2 separate regions of the Homo sapiens genome follow, and region 1 is linked to region 2. The links are chromatin contacts, found by Hi-C or POLR2A ChIA-PET in ENCODE. All regions are on one chromosome and are shown on one strand. The core of a region is the stretch at or near the end of the contact, and the rest is flanking DNA. Distances in the headings are between cores, read along the strand shown. Region 1 has its middle 37 kb from the start of CYP26A1. Region 2 holds the start of CYP26A1 (cytochrome P450 family 26 subfamily A member 1).

What was found. A loop is a pair of places that touch in the nucleus more often than their neighbours do. ChIA-PET counts read pairs that join two places held with the same protein, here RNA polymerase II (POLR2A). Pooled maps may share reads with other maps.
Region 1: a loop to region 2 is called in a pooled map, with 2.1 times the contacts of the local background. The contact joins the enhancer-like site here to the promoter of CYP26A1 in region 2. A Hi-C loop is called at or near these places in 3 of 168 maps with a recorded cell type or tissue (GM12878, cardiac septum and endothelial cell of hepatic sinusoid), 10 of 37 single-sample maps with no recorded cell type and 12 of 50 pooled maps. POLR2A ChIA-PET finds 5 or more read pairs at or near these places in 3 of 52 experiments (PC-9, Panc1 and naive thymus-derived CD4-positive, alpha-beta T cell).

What each region holds. Positions count from the first base shown.
Region 1 is chr10:93,109,265-93,111,964 of GRCh38, reverse strand. No RefSeq gene overlaps it. Among named protein-coding and RNA genes, the nearest start is that of CYP26A1, 37 kb to the right of the region's middle. Within about 2 kb of position 1,329, at least 2 of the 41 ENCODE cell types and tissues checked have a DNase peak (open chromatin) inside an H3K27ac peak, as active enhancers do; they include GM12878, where a contact is called at or near this core.
Region 2 is chr10:93,072,587-93,075,286 of GRCh38, reverse strand. CYP26A1 (cytochrome P450 family 26 subfamily A member 1) reads right to left here and starts at 1,394. Exons shown (of 7, transcript NM_000783.4): 1 at 1,164-1,394; 2 at 755-979; 3 at 218-508; 4 at 1-138. The coding sequence starts at 1,352.

The DNA.
Region 1 (2,700 bases), core at 80-2,579, 37 kb before region 2:
AGCCGAGGCAGGTGGATCACTTGAGGTCAGGTGTTCGAGACCAGCCTGGCCAATGTGGTAAAACCTCGTCTCTACTAAAAAAACAAAAATTTTCTGAGTGTAGTGGCATATGCCTGTAGTCCCAGCTACTTGGGAGGCTGAGGCAGGAGAATTACTTGAACCCGGAAGGCAGAGGTTGCAGTGAGTCGAGACTGCACCACTGCACTCCTGCCTGGGTGACAGAGTGAGACTCTATCTCAAAAAAAAAAAAAAATTGGTTAACCCAAAGAAGGAAGACAAGGAGCAACAAAGAAGAAAAAAACTGAATAAACAAATGGAAAACAAGTAGCAAAATAATATTGGGTTGGTGCAAAAGTAACTGCAGTTTTTGCTGCAATTACTTTTGTACCAATTTAATAGATTTAAACACAGCCATATCAAAAATTACTTTCAATGTAAAAGCCGCAAATTGAAAGGCAGAGATTGAGGCCCGGCATGGTGGCTCACACCTGTAATCCCAGCACTTTGGGAGGCCAAGATGGGAGGATCACTTGAGCCCAGGAGTTTGAAACCAGCCTGGGCAACATGGTGAAACCCCTTCTCCAAAAAATGCAAAAAAAATTAGCCAGACATGGTGGTGCGTGCCTGTAGTCCAAGTGGATAAAAAGTAGAACTCAAATATATGTTATCTATAAGACATAAAGCTTCATTATGAAGACACACATAGACTGAAAATGCTTATAGCTTTATTTATAATAGCCCCAAACTGAAAACAACCCAAATATACATTCAACAGATGAACAAATCGTGGTATACCAACAAGATAGAATTTTACTCAGCAGTCAAAAGGGACAAACTGTAGTACACCTATCAGCATGGATAAATCTCATAAAAACATTAGGCAGAACAAAAGACTTCAGATCCAAAAGAGTACACACTGCATTGATATAAAGTTCTGGAACAAGCAAAGCTCATCTACAGTTAACGAAAACAGTGGTTGACTAAAAGAGGAATTGACTCCACATAGATATGAGGAAACTTTCTAAGGTGATAGAAAAGTTTACTTTCTTGATTGTGATGGTGATTATACAAATGTGTTCATCTGACAAAACTCATTGAGCTGTATACTTAAAATGTGTGTGATTTAAGGTATGTAAATTCATACCCCCCAAAAATTGTTTTTTTTAAAAAAAGAGGATGAAAATGTGCAATGGTTAAGCCACTGTGGAAAGCAATTTGGCAGTTCTTCAAAAAGTTAAGAATAGAATTATCATATGACCCAGCAATCCCACTCCCAGGTGTATTCACAAAAGAATTGAAAACAGGTACTGAAACAAACACATAGGCACGCATGCTCATGGCCACAGCATTCACAATATCTGAAAGGTGGAAACAACCCAAATGTCCATCAGCAGATACATGAATCACAAATCATGGCATATACATTAAAGGAAATCAAAATAGTGCACCCAAAACCAAAAATCTGACGTATTTTGAGATAGCTGTTCAGAGGGCTTGCAAACAGAAGTAGGCCTGCAAAGCTGCCTTTTGTGGAAGAGACTTGGCATCTGTAGAGAAAATCTGCACAGATGCAGCCAGGCTTTTTCTGAGGCCTTCCTTTGTCTAATCTAGGAAAGATTAACTGAGAGTCTGACACCTTTAAAAGTCTGGAAGAGCCAGGCATGTTGGCTCACGCCTGTAATCCCAGCACTTTGGGAGACCAAGGTGGGTGGATCACCTGAGGTTGGGAGTTCGAGACCAGCCTGACCAACATGGAGAAACCCCGTCTCTACTAAAAATACAAAACTAGCTGGGCATGGTGGTGTATGCCTGTAATCCCAGCTACTCGGGAGGCTGAGGCAGGAGAATCGCTGGAACCTGGGATGTGGAGGTTGCAGTGAGCCGGGATCGTGCCACAGCCTGGGCAACAAGAGCGAAACTCCACTGAAAAAAATAAAAATAAAAATAAAAAAATAAAAGTCTGGAAGACACATTTGCCATCTATTCTTTCTGAGGGCTGCTACCTGTGAAGTTTCATTTACATTACAAGACCACGTATGCTAGCCATGCCTCCCCTTCTCCCCCTCCCATAACCTGTTTTGCCATAATCCAAGCCGTTATTCTTTCTGCAACCTCAAGATGTTGTATAAGCTTCTGAACCCTATTGAGGGGTTGGGGTAATTACTCTGTGGTTTTCTCCCATGTGCACATTAATAAATCTGTGTGCCTTTTCTCTTATTAATTTGCCTTTTGTCAGTTGATTTTTCAGCAAAATTTCACAGGGCAAAGGAGGAGTTTTCCCTTGGCCCTTACAACACAGAATGAAAGAAATATCATTTGGCAATAAAAAGGAACGAACTACTGATACATACTACAGCATGGGTGAGCACTGAAATTGAAAACATTATGTTAAGTGAAAGAAGCCAGACACAAAAAATCACATATCATAGGATCCTATTTACATGAAATATCCAGAATATTTAAATCCATAGAGAAGGCACAGGCCAAGGACTGAGGGAGGGGTAATAGGTTTCCTTCTGGGGTGATAAAAATGGGGACTAGACAGAGGTGGTGCTTGCACCACATTATGAATATACTAAATGCCCCTGAATCGTTCATTTTTCAATGGTTACTTTTATGCTATTTGAATTTCACATCAATAAAAAGAGATTTCTTTCTACTTCCAACCAAGAAAGAGTAATGGAAACCAGATTTACCTCC
Region 2 (2,700 bases), core at 145-2,644:
CCTCTCCCACGAGTGCTCGATCAACAGCTGCAGCGCGTCTTTGCAGCCCTGGCCCGCCTCGGATGCCCGCAGCCCGCAGATCTTGGCGCGAATGTTCTGCTCGATGCGCGCGTGAATGAGGTTCCGCGCCTTCATGCCCTGAGCGCAGAGAGCGCGCGGCGGTGAGCAGACGCCCAGGTCCCGCGCCCCTAGTCCGCAGCCCGTTTGCCGCCCTTACCCGGTACAGCCCGCTGAAGGGCACGTCGATGGGCAGCGAGAAGAGATTGCGGGTCATTTCCTCGAAGGCCTCCACAAGCTGCTGCTCGGAGTCCCCGTCGCCCGCCAGTTGGGGTTCGCAGCCCAGTAGGATGCGCATGGCGATTCGGAACATGAGGCGCTTCACCTCGGGGTAGACCAGGAGGCCGCGCTCGCCGCAGCTCAGCCACTGCTCCAGGCTGCTGCCCACTTCCTCGGTGATCACCGGCACGTAGCATTCGAGTGCCTCGCGGCTGAAGGCCCGCATAATCACCTGAGTCCCGAGGAGGGGACAGCGTTAAAAGCCTCCATCCGCCCCTCTCGTCTACCGCCGTCCCCTTCCAGACACCCCCAGTCCTGCCAGACACATGGCACTCTCCGAGCTGGGAAAGCTAACCTGGAGCTGGCAGAGGGTCCTAGCCCACCTCAAGCTGCTAGCCCGCGCCTAGCATCCATCAGCCGGAATTCCGCTCATAAATGGGGTCCCCCTCCCTGTCCAGCCGTCGCCTCCTGCCCCCACCTTCTTGCGCTGCTTGTGCGAGGAGTCGTGCAGGTTAGAGAGGCAGCCAGATCCCAGAATGGTGCGCACCGACGCTGGCCAGTGGACCGACACCAGCCGGTGCTCTCCGAGCAAGATGCGCCGCACATTGTCCGCGCCCATCACCCGTACGGTGGGCCGCCCGAACAGATGCGTCTTGTAGATGAAGCCGTATTTCCTGCGCTTCATCTGCAGGAACTTCCTCCGCTGTGGGAGGAAGGCGGAGGAGAGAAGTGGGCATGAGGGGGCGCCGGGGAGCGCCGCGCTCCCGCCAGCCCTGCTCCTAGCCGCAATAGCATGCCTCCCGGGGGCGCCTACCCCGACTTCAGCAGAAGCCCAGAGCCGCGCCGGGCTCCGGGGAAGCAGCCTGTCCCGCCCCACCCTCCCTTACCTGCAGTACCATCTGCAAGGTTTCCCCAAAGAAGGGGAAGCCCATAGTCCCGGGGGGCAATGGGAGGGCACAACTGCGGTCGCGGCCGCTCACGCAGTACAGGTCCCAGAGCTTGATCGCAGCCAGGAAGAGCAGCAGCGGCAGCACGAAGGTGCAGAGCGCACTGGCCAGCAGCGCCGGGAGCCCCATGGCGCGCCGCGACCTCCCGCGCCACCTGCCGCCGCCGCCAGCGCTTCAAACCCCACGGCGCTGCCGCTTTATAGGCGGCCCAGGTTGCTGCCCACGTTACCTTGGTCAGACAATTAGTTCACCCAAAGTTCATCTTTAATTGCGGATTGGGCCCCTGGCTCCTCCCCCCGCGAGGCGCTGCCCAAAATCTTTAACCGTTTGTTCCGCGCCGAGGCAGAGGCGGCGCGGTGGCGGCTTCCCTCCGAGCGCGCCTCCTGGGGTGCGGGGCTAGGAGCTGCCCGCCTCCCCCATCCAAGGTGTGCTGAGCTCCGAGGCGGCGGTGGGGGAGGGCCAGGACTCCGAGGAGCCGGAATTCCAAGCTCTAGCCTTCCCGGCGGTCTCTTTGGAATCCCTCCCGCCCGGTCCCACCCGCTGCCCCGGCCCAAAGCAGCCTTCACTGGCTTTCCATTTCCAGGTGCCGGGTGGGCTCTCTTCCACGTGATGAGGAAGCAAGGGAAAGTCCTTTCAGGAATCGTCCAGCTGCCTCCTCCCACGTGTGGGGAAACTGAGGTCCAAGAGAGATGCATAAAGCAGGCCTCCAGACGTCTCCGAAGGATCGCGCAGAAGAACTCAGGGCCAGAGTCCAAGAGAGAGCCTCGGGGCATCGGGCGCAATAGGCAGATCTGGGATCCCCAGCTCCCCAACCCCTGCAAGGGGGCCAGGACTCATGAAGTCTTAGAAGGTCCTACTTCAGGATACAAGAAGGCCTCCAGGTCCCTCAGGTCCCCAGGTGCTACCCTGCACAAGCCTGATCCCCGACCCTGGGGCACTTCGTCTGGGGCTCGGCAGTCGGTGCCCGTCTCTGAGATCCAAGCACAGCTCGCCTATTCGGAGGGCCCTGCTGCTTGGCGCCCCAGCTGGACAGCAGGGAAGGGGGTCCTTAGCCCTGGCAGGATAAAGAGACGGTATAAGAGGAAGGGGAGCCCAGGAGTCCTGGCTCCGAGGCCCGGCTCCATCTGTACTGCGTGTGACCTTGGGCAAGTCACCACACATCACTGTGCCTGTTTCCTCCTCCTTAACCGGGAGGCGATCATTCCCGACCTGTCTAAGCCTCAGGGTAGTGAGTTCCCAAAAGGGGGCTCCGGTTGCAACTACTCTTCCCAGCTCCAGGCACGGTAGACTGCGTTACCTGGGTGTCCGGTACACCGGGCACTGGAGTCCTCCTCCTCTCTCCCAAGTCCCACCCAGAGTAAAGCCACTGTCCTCATCCAGGTGAGGGGGTGCTCGGCCCTAAACTCAGGGCTCTACCGACCCCTAATGGGAGGGGTGAAGGGATCCGTACTGGGAAGTCTTCTGTACTTTGCCCATC